Linked DNA regions of Homo sapiens: region 1 is linked to region 2. A link is an interaction called in ENCODE POLR2A ChIA-PET data of the cell type or tissue named here. Cell type or tissue: OCI-LY7. All regions are shown on one strand. Links, peaks and the distances in the headings refer to the core of each region. The heading gives the core; the rest is flanking DNA.

Evidence for each region. Peaks named below come from ENCODE experiments on the same cell type or tissue, not always from the same donor. Only the 100,000 strongest peaks of a DNase experiment are listed, where the experiment ranks them.
Region 1: POLR2A ChIA-PET joins it to region 2 with 5 read pairs; 6 of 35 experiments call an interaction of 5 or more read pairs at or near these places.

Annotation. Positions count from the first base shown.
Region 1 is chr6:3,226,719-3,232,628 of GRCh38, reverse strand. It overlaps TUBB2B (tubulin beta 2B class IIb), which reads left to right and starts at 4,976. Exons shown (of 4, transcript NM_178012.5): 1 at 4,976-5,142. The coding sequence starts at 5,086. LOC100422781 (a long non-coding RNA gene) reads right to left here and starts at 1,226. Exons shown (of 2, transcript NR_147505.1): 1 at 467-1,226. RefSeq lists enhancers at 47-829, 2,822-3,378, 4,674-5,332, 5,333-5,910 and a silencer at 4,780-5,069. In OCI-LY7, for the core only: a CTCF peak has its summit at 2,925 (motif pointing left); a DNase peak (open chromatin) is centred at 2,898; H3K4me3 peaks cover 1,635 bases.
Region 2 is chr6:3,073,232-3,079,141 of GRCh38, reverse strand. RIPK1 (receptor interacting serine/threonine kinase 1) reads right to left here. Exons shown (of 11, transcript NM_001354930.2): 2 at 2,155-2,378; 3 at 1,207-1,363. The coding sequence starts at 2,318. Among named protein-coding and RNA genes, the nearest start is that of RIPK1, 7.7 kb to the right of the region's middle. RefSeq lists enhancers at 813-1,787, 4,982-5,481. In OCI-LY7, for the core only: no CTCF peak of the experiment used is centred there; a DNase peak (open chromatin) is centred at 3,391; H3K4me3 peaks cover 1,761 bases; H3K27ac peaks cover 1,468 bases.

The sequences.
Region 1 (5,910 bases), core at 1,254-5,253, 150 kb before region 2:
AGCTGAAGGTCATTATCCTAAGCGAAATAATACAGAAACAGAAAACTAAATACTGCATGTTCTCACTTATAAGTGGGAGCTAAATATTGGGTGCACACGGACAAAAAGATGGGAACAATAGACGCTGAGGACTCCAAAAGGAGAGAAGGAAGGAGCAGAGCAAGGGCTGAAAAACTCCCTATTGGGTACTACGTTCACTATCTGGGTAACCAGGTCGATAGAAGCCCGGACGCTCAGCATCATGCAATATACCCTCGTAATAAACCCGCACATGGACTCCCTGAATCTAAAATTAAAATAGAAATTTTAAAAAAGAAGCAGGCTGGGCATGTGAAGCCCAAAGAACTCCGTTTGGAAACTGCACTGCTGTCTCTGCAGTGTGGCCACAGTGACTGCCCGCCCACCAAGCATCTAGAGCCCAGAGGCAGGGGTGTTGCTGCATGGATGTGTCCACCTGGATACGCACGTTTTCATTTCATTTAAATGGCAAACAAAGGTCTTGGGCAGATTTCGAAAAGCACTGGTGAGCTGCGGAGACATTTCCGAGCAGGAGCTGATGTGGAGGGTTTTCAGCGCCGGGTGAGGGTCCCGCAGCCACAGCGATGTTCTAGCCTCCGCCGCGGAACTCACAGAGGTTCCCCCGCCATAGCCTCCCGCGTGCGCTCCTGCGCTTCCACCAGACCTTATTTATAAGTCTGTTGATTTCGCAGGCCGCACCTTGCAAGGGGCACACGGTCCGTCTTATTATTTCATAATCACTTCTTCTCTTTTTGTTTTCCACCCGGCCTGGCTCTGTGTCTAGGACTCAGCGTGCATTCCCTGGGCTCGGCCTGCCCCGCCTGCCTAAGAATCCCACAAATCATTGACAGCGTGGGGGAGGGGAGATTGCCTGTAGCAGGGAAATGGCGCCCTAGAAAAGCCAGGATGCTACTCCCTCCGCCGATTTGTAGGACAAAGCAGGCAAAGCTCTCTCGTGGAAGCTCGGCTCTCTCAGTCCCGACCGAGGCCATTATAACTCAAATTCACAACCTCCGGGGATGCGAAAACACCCGGCCTTACTGAGGAACAAAGGGCAAGTGTTCCCGCACTGCGCTGCGTTCGTGGGCTCGGGGTTTTCGCTGCTGGTTCCAGCTTTTGGTTGCCCTGCTTGGCTGGTCCCTGCGGGGCCCACGGCTGCGGAAGGACAGGGCTCTGAGGCTGCCACCCCGCAGCCCCTGCGACTAAACAGTGCCGGGCAGCTCCGCCGGGGCCGCTGGCTTCCCAGGCGGAGGAGGGAAGGCCTGGGGGGAAGGGGGAGGGCAATGGAATAGAAACTGGGGAGCGACAAAGCTGAGAAGGCGCAGATCTTGGCGGATCCCGGGAGCTTCCTCCACTGTGTCCTTTCCGCAGTCACAGTATGGGGCTGCGACCGCTTCCTAGCCCCCATGCCCCGGGCATTTGGCTCTTTTACATAAATGCTAGGATTGGTAGCTTTCCAATATTTCTAAATGGAGAGCTATGAGAAGAGGTGATGTGTGTGTGTGTGTGTGTGTGTGTGTGTGTGCGTGTGTGTGTGTAAGGAAATAATGATGGATTTGCAGTCTCTTTCTTTCAACTCCTCTTCATTCATTGGCTAAGTGTCGGTTGCCTAGGAAACCGCGTGCATCTCGGCTGCAGAGCCAGCTATGGGGGCTGCGGGCTGGGTTTTTGGGGTTTTAAGCGGTGAATCCTGGCAAGCAGTGAAGAACCCTAATGCTAAATGTCTAGTAATTTCAATAAATGTGTCAAAAATATATGCTACATTATGAAAACAGTGCTTTAAAAATTTACTACTATATAAAGCCTCTTTTCTATCAGACTTCTTCAAACAATGACTGTGTGTGTAATAGAGAAATGCAAATTCACTTGAGGACATGCCGTTGAAAGTAATCTGAAAATTGTGAAAGCAAATATAATTTTAATAGTTTAAGGGATATCTTGCTCACCTCAGTCACGCAATAGATTACGTATAAAACAAATGTTGAATTGTATTTTATGCAGCAATATTTCTACAATTGTCTCTGGAAGGGAAAATTTTTAAATGTTAGTACATCATCAAGACTAACATTAAGAGATCATGAAATATGTTGCCCCGAAATCTTCGTGCCTGATATACGATGACCTAGATTGAGACGCATTGCATATAATGAATAGACAGAAATGCTGGGGACCCAACTGAAAACGACTTTTTTTTTCTTTGAAAGCCGGGTACCAGTCTCTTTATGCGAGCTACATGGATTAAGAATGATTTTTTTGTTTAAGGGTTATCAGATAAACTGAAAGACTTCAGGGAAAGGTGTGGCTGTTGTCAACATTTTAACACAAAATCGGCTCCTTGTGAAAATAAAAATGTGCAGCATCACAATTCCAGTGGGGGTGGGGGTGGGGGTGCGATGTAGACCGGTTAACAAGACTGGCTGCCCGGAAGGGGCAGGGGTGTGGGGACAATTCGAGCAAAATGCTTGAAAGGAAAGCAGATCTTGGGCCAAAAGTGTCCCCAAGGGCACTCTGGGCTTTCAGAAGGATGATTTCCAGCCTCATCCTATCCCAAACCAACCCCTTTAAAAGAAACCTGAGAGGAAAGGGTCTTTTCATCTATCTATATGATCTTGAACACGCGTTTTCACCCGGGCACTGAATGGAGATTTGGCTCGGAAACAGAAGCTGAGAAATGAATTGGTTAGATGAAGGAGGCAGGCGGCCAGCTCAAGTTACTCAGCATGGAGCTGAGCGGCCCCCAACCCCACCCCCCAGCGCTGAGCATCAGGGTTGCTCCTGGGAGCTCGCAGCGAGGGGGTGACCGCTCCGAGTGTGTCTACACTCGCCGCGCGGGTGCCGCCCTAGCTCTGTTCCTTCCGGCGCAGCTTGGTCCCACCAGAGCCGCCACCTCGAGGCTGACACCTGCCACAGCCCTTTTGGCCGAGATGCGGTCACTTTCCCTGAGGTCTGGTGTGCCCAAAAGACGAGATTCCAGTCCGAGCCCTGTCCTCAACTTGCTGTATGACCTTGGGAATTGCTAGCCCTCGACGTTTCGGCATCTGCAGGATCTGGATTAGAAACTCGGAGGTCAGGCCCCGAGACCTTGGTACCGGGAGAGCAGGGCATGTGGACAGACCCTCCGCTGCTCTCTGCCTCTCGGTAGACCCCACCCTCACCCGGGCACGCCGGCCGGGTCTGGAATACCGGCCGGCGAGCTCCAGTCTGGGCGCCCTGGATGTTTGGGGGCGCCTGGGCTTTTGTTCTCGCTACTTCTCTTTGTACATTGGAATCGACTTGAACCCCCCACCCTCCACCCCACAGCGGGAAAGGGAGGCGATGACAGCTTGCTGATAGTTCTGGGAGGGTCTCGCTCAACAGCTGCAGGCTGAGCTCCGCCGCGTGCGCCCGGGTCATTCGGCCTTTCTCGCCAGGGGATGAAAGAGGTCACGTCACCTCGCCAACGGCCCTTCCGAAGTGTGGGGCGGCGCGCTTCAGTCATCGAATTGCAGGGAACAGGTTGTGCAGTGAACGTTTCTGACACCCTTTCCCCTCCCGCCCTCAAACGCACGCAGGATTAGTCTCTCTCTCTCTCTCTTTCTCTCTCTCTCTCACACACACACACACACACGCGCGCGCGAAAAGTAACAAAGAGACCAGTTCCTGCCTCAGTACCTAGAGACTGCGGATCTGAAGGGAGGGTCTGTGCTCCAAGTCTGTGCACGCGCTCGTGCGAGTGCGCGTGGGTCTTGGGTCGTCTCGCGCGCGCTGGGCTGCAGTTTTTAGTCGTATTCCCCACCCTTCAACCGCAGCACGAAGCCTCGGACCTCCAGGTCGCCGCGATGGAAGATAAGAAAGTTTGTTACTCGGGCTTGGGCCACCCTTGGAACCCACCCTCTTACTTGACAATAGATGAACTGAATCCGAGGGCGGGGTGGGGGGGTGGGGCGCCTGTCGTGTGGTTTTAAATACTGGGTTACACAGCGTATCCCACGTTTCTGAGAGCCCTTTGTTCCGCCGACAGCCCCGCCCCCGGGACCCCACCCTCTTTCTGCCCTCCGGACGGTCAGTGCAGCGCCACCGGCCACTCCCACTCCATCACTAGCGAGCAACAAAAGTCAACCCCCGGGGCAGAGGGCTCCTGGGTACCAGCAGGGGCGTTATGCACTCCCGGAGAGGGTCGGGCAGGGCTGAGGGGCTCCGAGGTCGCTTCACCCCTAGATGCTGCGGCGCAGTGAGAGGAGCTACCAGCCCAAGACAGACAAAGGAGAAAGCAGGCCCACGCTGGGGCGGGGGCGGAGGCCGCGCTGGTGTTCATGGGCCGCAGGTGTCCCGGTTGCCATCAAGCACGACTTCCTTCTGGGGCCACCTGTCCTCCCCCAGGCCTCTGTGAGACGGAGCGCCGCCTGGGCAGTCGCTGGCCTCCAGGGTTGAGGAAAAAGACGGTGGTCTCACCAGGGGCAGTTGGCTGGAGGGACTCTGGCCAGTGGCCGAGTAGGAGCCGCAGTCCGAGGTGGCGGAGCAGCCTGTGCCACCTCAGCCCTCCCACCTGCCGGCACTGGAGCACCTGACGGCTTCTCCACATGCTCCAGTCCTCCATCGTTCCCATCCGGTGCCAGCTCTGCCCCCACCCCGGTCAGGACGCGCTGGTGGCCCTCGCCTCGCCGCCCTCTCACCCTCCTTTTCTTCACTGTTCCCCCATATCCCCATACCCAGACCCCCACCACAGCCCCAGACAATGCGCACGCCCCCACCATACTCCCGGTAGCCCCCACCCCTCTCCCGGTCGGCACGCCCGCTCTGATTGGCCGCGGGCCGGTGGTCCAGCCCCCCGGACGGTCCCTAGGGCTCGGAGCATTACGTCAGCCGGGCCTGGAGAGCGCCAGCGCGAAGGGGACTGGGGGGCTCGGGCTGGGGGCGCGGCCTGTGCCGGCCGCCCCACCCTCCTTGCATAAAAGCCGGAGCCCGCGGGGCCGGCGCTCTCAGCCCGTCGGTTCCCGAGCGCCTTCCCGGTGACCCCGCAGTGGGTGTGTGAGGGGAGGACGGACAGACCCAGACGCCGCCGGACCAGGAGGACGCTGACGAGGCACCATGCGTGAGATCGTGCACATCCAGGCGGGCCAGTGCGGCAACCAGATCGGCGCCAAGGTGGGCGCGCCGCAGCGGAGGGGGTCCAATGGGGGCGCGAACCTGGGCCGAGAGCCCCTCGGGGTCCCCAGGCGCGGTCCTGGGAAGGCCTGGGGATCGCCAAATGCAGACCTTCCTGGCCGCTTTGTGCCGCCGAGTGTGGCCTGGGCTAGGAGGTGACTTTCGCGGACGGAGGGGGCACCTCTCTTTCTTTCTGCTGTAACTCATTTGGAGTCCCCGTCACCCCCTCGGCCTCCCTCCGCGCTGGCTGCTTGGCAGGCACGCGTGCCTGGAGAAGACGAGGGTGTGTCCGCGAGGCTGTGCGCGGCGCTCCGCGCGAGGGGCTGGGACACCAGGAGGATTAATTGTACTCGCTTGAACCGGAGTCGAGCTGCCGGGGGAGGGGAGGAGAGCGATTGTCTTGCGGTCTCAGGACGTGCTTTGAATCTAAAACCGCGGTCCTTTAGCTCCTTTGCGTTCCTCTTTCCCCGCCCACCCGCTCCTGGCGGGCTGCAGTCCCTGTGCCCTCGCCTCCTGCCGCAGCCTGGGGCTGCGACCAGTGCGCCAAGCTCCGCCACTGCCCGGCTTTGGCTGGTCCTTACCCCCTCGACCCCTACCTCCCCCCGCGAGCGGCAGCTGTTTGCCTGGGAAACGCCCAGTTTCAACTTTCTGAACCTGCAAAATACAAGCCCCGCGGCTGTGCCCGGGTCACGACGCCCTTTAAAGCTTCAAGCTCCTGAAATGTTGGGTTGTCGGAACTGAGTCGGGGACATTTCATTGTGAGCCTTG
Region 2 (5,910 bases), core at 990-4,989:
CACCATTGCACTCCAGCCTGGGCGACAGAGCGAGACTCCTCTAAAAAAAAAAATACCACCACACAGCTGGGTGCAGTGGCTCATGCCCATAGTCCCAGCTACTCAGGAGGCTGAGGTGAGAGGATCATTTAAGGCCAGGAGTTCAAGCCTGCAGTGCACTATGATTGTGCCACTGCACTCCAGCCTGGGCAACACAGTGAGACCTTGTTCTCTTACAAAAGAAAAAAAAAAAACCCCATCACACCATACCACTTATTTAGCTATCTGCCTCCTTTTACTCTCCTACGTCATATTAGCTATTGATTCATGAGCAACTAGCGCAAGGCCTTCATCTTAACAGGCACATAAGCTTTTAAAAATGTTTTCAAATCATTTGACTTTGGTAAACAATTTTTATTTTTGTTTTAAATCCTATCCAGTGTTGTTGCCAATAATTTCTATATTTAATTTAAAATAAAACTTTGTTGAATGGTATCAAAGTGCAACCACTAATATTCTATCTGCTCTCACGGTCATTTATAGTGTATATCCTTTCATTAATCCATATTTAATGTCATCCCATCATGCATATACTCTACATCAGATGATGTCTGCATCATGAAGACAGGGCTTGTCTCTGAACTGTAGATTGCAGAGCAGCGGACAGGTATGGTAAACAGCCAATCACATTCCTAAGACACAGACTATGGAGGACTGTCCACAGGATCGAGAGGATGAAGAGACCACTCTCAGGGCAGTAAAAGGCAAGGAAGATTTTCTCTTTTTTTCAGAGACAGGGTCTTGCTCTGTTCACATGCACCTTTTATTTTTTGTAGAGAGGGGATTTCACTGTGTTATCCAGGCTGGTCTTGAGCACCAAGGCTCAAGTGATCCTCCTGCCAAAAGTGCTGAGATTACAGAAGTGACCCACGGAGCCCAATCAAGGCATAGATGTTTTAAGGAGAAACTGACTTCAGGAAATCCAGCCTGTAATCCCAGCTACTTGAGAGGCTGAGGTGGGAGGATCACTTGAGACCAGGTGTTGGAGTTCAGCCTGGGCAACATAGCAAGACCTTGTCTCTATAAAAAAAGGAAAAGAAAATTCAAACTACCAAGCAATTTGCAAATTTGATGCTAACGAGCTGCAAACAAACACCCCAAGGGGAGCCATAACAGACAGCCAGGGCCCAAGCGCTGGGGATCCCCGTGCGGAGGGGCCCTCTCTACCTCGGCTTTCAGCACGTGCATCAGGTTGCCCTTCTCCATGTACTCCATCACCAGGGAGTACTTCCCTTCCTCTATGATGACGCCCAGGAGCTTCACCACCCGGCTGTGTCTCAGTCTGTTCATCATCTTCGCCTCCTCCAAGAGGGCCTCGTTGTGCCTGTGGGCAGGAAAGGTGCTATGCTGAGGCTGGCAGAGCCAGCGCCTCAAGAGCCTGGTGCACACCTCCAACACATCACTCCCACGTGCTGGGGTCATGCTTGGGTCTGTACCGATCTCTTCCAGGCACAGGCCAGAAGCGTTAGAAGGCAGAGCGGTTTCTCACTTCCTCACAGTACTCCTGCCCAGTAACTGGCAGTGCATGCTCCAAAAATGTAAATCAATGAAGGAATGAATGAATCAATGAATGAAAAGTACATGAACAGCAGCAAGGTAACCTGAAAAAAGACCGTGCTGGACAGAACGATTAAAAAAAAAAAAAACAGCCTCTCTCAAAACCACTCTGACAAAGGAGGGAGAGAGGTGAAACCACTCTACTGGTTGCTTTAAAGGGAAGGCTCTCAGAACCTCTCAGGAATGAACTGCCTTTTCATTTTTATACTTAGGGCTGGTCCTCACTGAAAATGTGAAGCGAGTGAATAGGTCTGTCTTCACCCATCCTCCTGTTTCCTTTTCATTGTCCCCCCACCACACTTATCTCTTTGTCTTTCTCTATTTCCTTCTTGTTCATGTCTCTTCTGTTACTTACCAGCTGTGAGAGTCCTTCACTACCCAGTCTCAGAGTCCACATCAGCGACAATAACAATCCGAAGAGCCATCGTCACCCTGACATCTTGGCAGGCTCCCTCTCACTCTACCCACCAACGGCTCCGCAGCAGCCAACGGCTCCACAACAGCCAACGTCCCCATCCCGCTCAGAACTTAGCCCACCCACCCCTGCTCCCTACTCACTCAATGCAGTTGGGCCCCTTGTACACTGTTTTCATGATCATGAGTCCCTGGGTTCTGTGGAAACACAGAGACACCTTCCCAAAGCCTCCGCTGTCCAGTTCTGCACTCTCCAGGAAGTCACTGGATTTCATCTTAATGACATTCAAGGACATGTCTGGTTGCATTCTGAAGCTCAAGAACGCCCAAAATGGTACCACTTTTTCCCCCCCCGGCAGAGCTGTACCCTGTAAAGAAAACAGAGAGAAAACCTCAGGGCAAGACTATATATATATATATATATATATATATGTTTTTTTTTTTCTCCTTTGGAGACAGGGTCTCACTTTGTCAGTCAGGCTGGAGTGCAGTGGCACAATCATAGCTCACTGGAGCCTCGACCTCCTGGGCTCAGGCAATCCTCCTCCCTCAGCCTCCTTGAGTAGCTGGGACCACAGGTGCACCCCACCGTGACCAGCTGATTTTTTAATTATTTGTAGAGATGGGGGGGCCGGGGGATCTCACTATGTTGCCCAGGCTGGTCTCAAACTCCTAAGATCAAGGGATCCTCCCACCTCAGCCTCCCAAAGTGCTGAGATTACAGGTGTGAGCCATTGTACCTGGCAGAAAAGATCATTTTTAAAAACTTTTGTTAACATTCCACCACATGCTTGGTGTGCCTTGGATTTCTGAGGATAGACTTACAGTCATCTGATGAGCTATTTTTCATATTTTTAAGAATCAGAGAAGACTATAATATTTATTCCCTCAGCCTTTTTATTTCTGGCAATATGGAGCATTAGAAAATTTTAAGAACCCTCCAGCTATAAAGGACACAAGTATGTTGGACAACATAATACAAACATTCATTGAAATGCATACCAAAACTCCGTGGAAAGGAAAAGAACTCTAGGGACAGAAACAGAGCACCGGAGGCAGGCAGTAGCTCACACAGGGGAGTGCCAACCTCGCCATCCAGAAGTCAAGGTTTAAAGCCCAGCTGAGGTCAAGGAATACAAGAAAAGAAGGTAGAATGAAGAATCCCCCCTTAACACGGCACTGCTCAATGTGCAACCCTTTGATGAAAGGATGAACTAGAAAAAAAGCAGCCCATGGCAAACAAACATATTTGTCTTGGACTGGGCACAAGGTATTAAAAAAAAAAAAAAAAAGTTTGTGCAAATTTATAACCTTGGGCCTGTCTTGAAATAGATACAGACTTTGAATTGAGAGGATCGCCTAAACTATGAACTTTTACACAGGAAGTGGTCACAGGCTGATGCCATCCTGAGGTTATAGGCTAAAGCAAACAACAACCTCAAGCCAGGCCAGACAGAATTCCTACAAATACAAATTTAACATGAGCTCCCTTTCCAAAATTATAAAACACAAAAGAAAAAATTCACTGTGAGACAGACCCTGCAGCTACAGCAAGCAGCACTAGTAAGCACCAAAGAACTTCAGTAAATTAACAACTGAAAGGCATTAGAAAATGAATAGGTTTAAGTAATTATGAACAAAAGAAGGAATCTGAAGAATATAAAAAGAACAATGCAAACTCTAAGAAGAAAATGTGAAAAAGGAGTAGAATTTGGAGAATGTCCATCAGGGCTGTGAAGTATACAGTGTCAGATCTCAAAGCACAGCTATTTGCTTCATCCTTCCTCCCTTCTTTTCTTCCATTCATTCATTTTCCCCAAACTGAAATATAGAATAAAAACCCATGGAGAACCACAAGGAGACACCACTACACAACTACCAGGATATCCAAAACTAAAAAGACTAATACACCAAACACTGGCAAACATGTGAAGCAACCAGACCTCTCAAACATCACTGGTGGGAGTATAAAATGGTACAAACACTTTGGGAAAAGGGCTGGCAAAAAGCTTCGTGGCAAAACAGAAACTCCATGCAAACCAACAGGACACGGACACACTGGTGTGTGCATGTGAATGTGCGTGTCTGTGTTTTGCTTTGAGAGTAAAAGGAGGGCTATGGATGTTTTGTATTCCAGAAATACCCACATCCCGGCTGGGCGCCGTGGCTCACGTCTGTAATCCCAGCACTTTGGGAGGCTGAGGCGGGCGGATCACGAGGTCAGGAGTTCAAGACCAGCCTGGCCAACATGGTGAAACCCCGTCTCTACTAAAAATACAAAAATCAGCCAGGCGTGGTGGCACGCGCCTCTAATCCCAGCTACTCAGGAGGCTGAGGCAGGAGAATTGCTTAAATTTGGGAGGCGGAGGTTGCAGTGAGCCGAGATCGCATGCCACTCACTGCACTCCAGCTTGGGCAACAAAGTGAGACTCTGTCTCAAAAAAATTAAAATAAAATAAAATAATAAATATCTACATCCAGATACAGACCATGAAAAATACTCTTTCTGGGGCATAAAATATTCATTGAAATTTCATAGGCATTTATTTTGTTTATAAAACCACAAACACCTGCACTATGACCCAGCAATTCCAATCCCAAGAGAAATGAAAACGTATGTTGGAAAACACTTGTAAAATGTTCATAGCAACTTTATTTATAATAGCTCCAAACTGGAAACAGCTGCCCATCAGTAAGAGAATGAGTGAACACACTGGTGTATGAACACGATGGGATACTACTCAGCAATAAAAATGAACTACTGATACACATGAATGAAAACCGCATGAACGAAATGCAAAAACGTGATAAGTGAAAGTCGCCTTATACAAAAGCATACATACTATGTAATTCTATTTATATGACGGTTCAGAAGTCAAAACCAATCTGTGTCAGAAAAAGAACACTGGCCGCCTGTGAGCACGGTGAGGCTGAGTGGGCAGGGGCATGAAGGAACTTTCTGGGGTGATGATAATGTTGTAGGATATCAACGGGGGCTAGGGTTGCAGGCATACGCATCTGCCCATACTCAGCAGATGTACTCCCAACAACAGCAGGTAAATTTTACATCAAAAGACAAACCTGTAAACATATTGAACTCTAGCTATGGTATGCATGCTGAAGTATTTCGAGATGTGTACTGATGTGTACTTGGAAATACATCAAAAAGTCAGACAATGACGGACAGATGACGGGAAAGGAGATGGAGAATTACACGATGAAGCAAGCGGTGTTAAGACGATAGTCGTGGTGGACGTAACCTTCAGACTTGGTGTTTTTCATAATAAAATGTTGGAGGGCAGGGAGTTAAAAAATGAAAAAAGAAATACCTTGGGGAGAGGGGACTCTGGAAACTCCTAGGCTGCCCATGGTGTTGCACAGTGGCCGGCTACAGGTGACCCGGGTAACCAGCCTTCTACACCTCATCTAAAGGCTGGGGCCAGCTCTGTCTAGCGGAGGAAGCTCATACAGCAGCACCTATGGGCCTTCTTTCCTAGGACATAAGACATTACCAAACAAGAGAAGTGCCTCAGGAAACAACTACATCGGTGGGACGTGGGCAGTGGGTGGAGGCGGGGGGCTGCCTAGATGAAGGCCTGAAGACTGAGGGGTGGGGTGAGGCACACGCGTGAGGTAAGAGACCAGGAGCCATAGCTCCGAGAGCACGGGCCCTCCACTATGAGCGTGAACTCTAGCTCTGTGACTCACCAACCTGTGACCTTGGGGCACTTACTTATGCCTCAGTTTCCTCATCTGCAAAGTGAAACAATAATGACCACCTCACAGAAGTGGTAAGGATTATGAGAAAAAAAAAGTATACGTTCATGTATGTATACGTATAAATATACATATATTTGTATATGTATATATGTAATATATAATATATGATATAAAAATGTA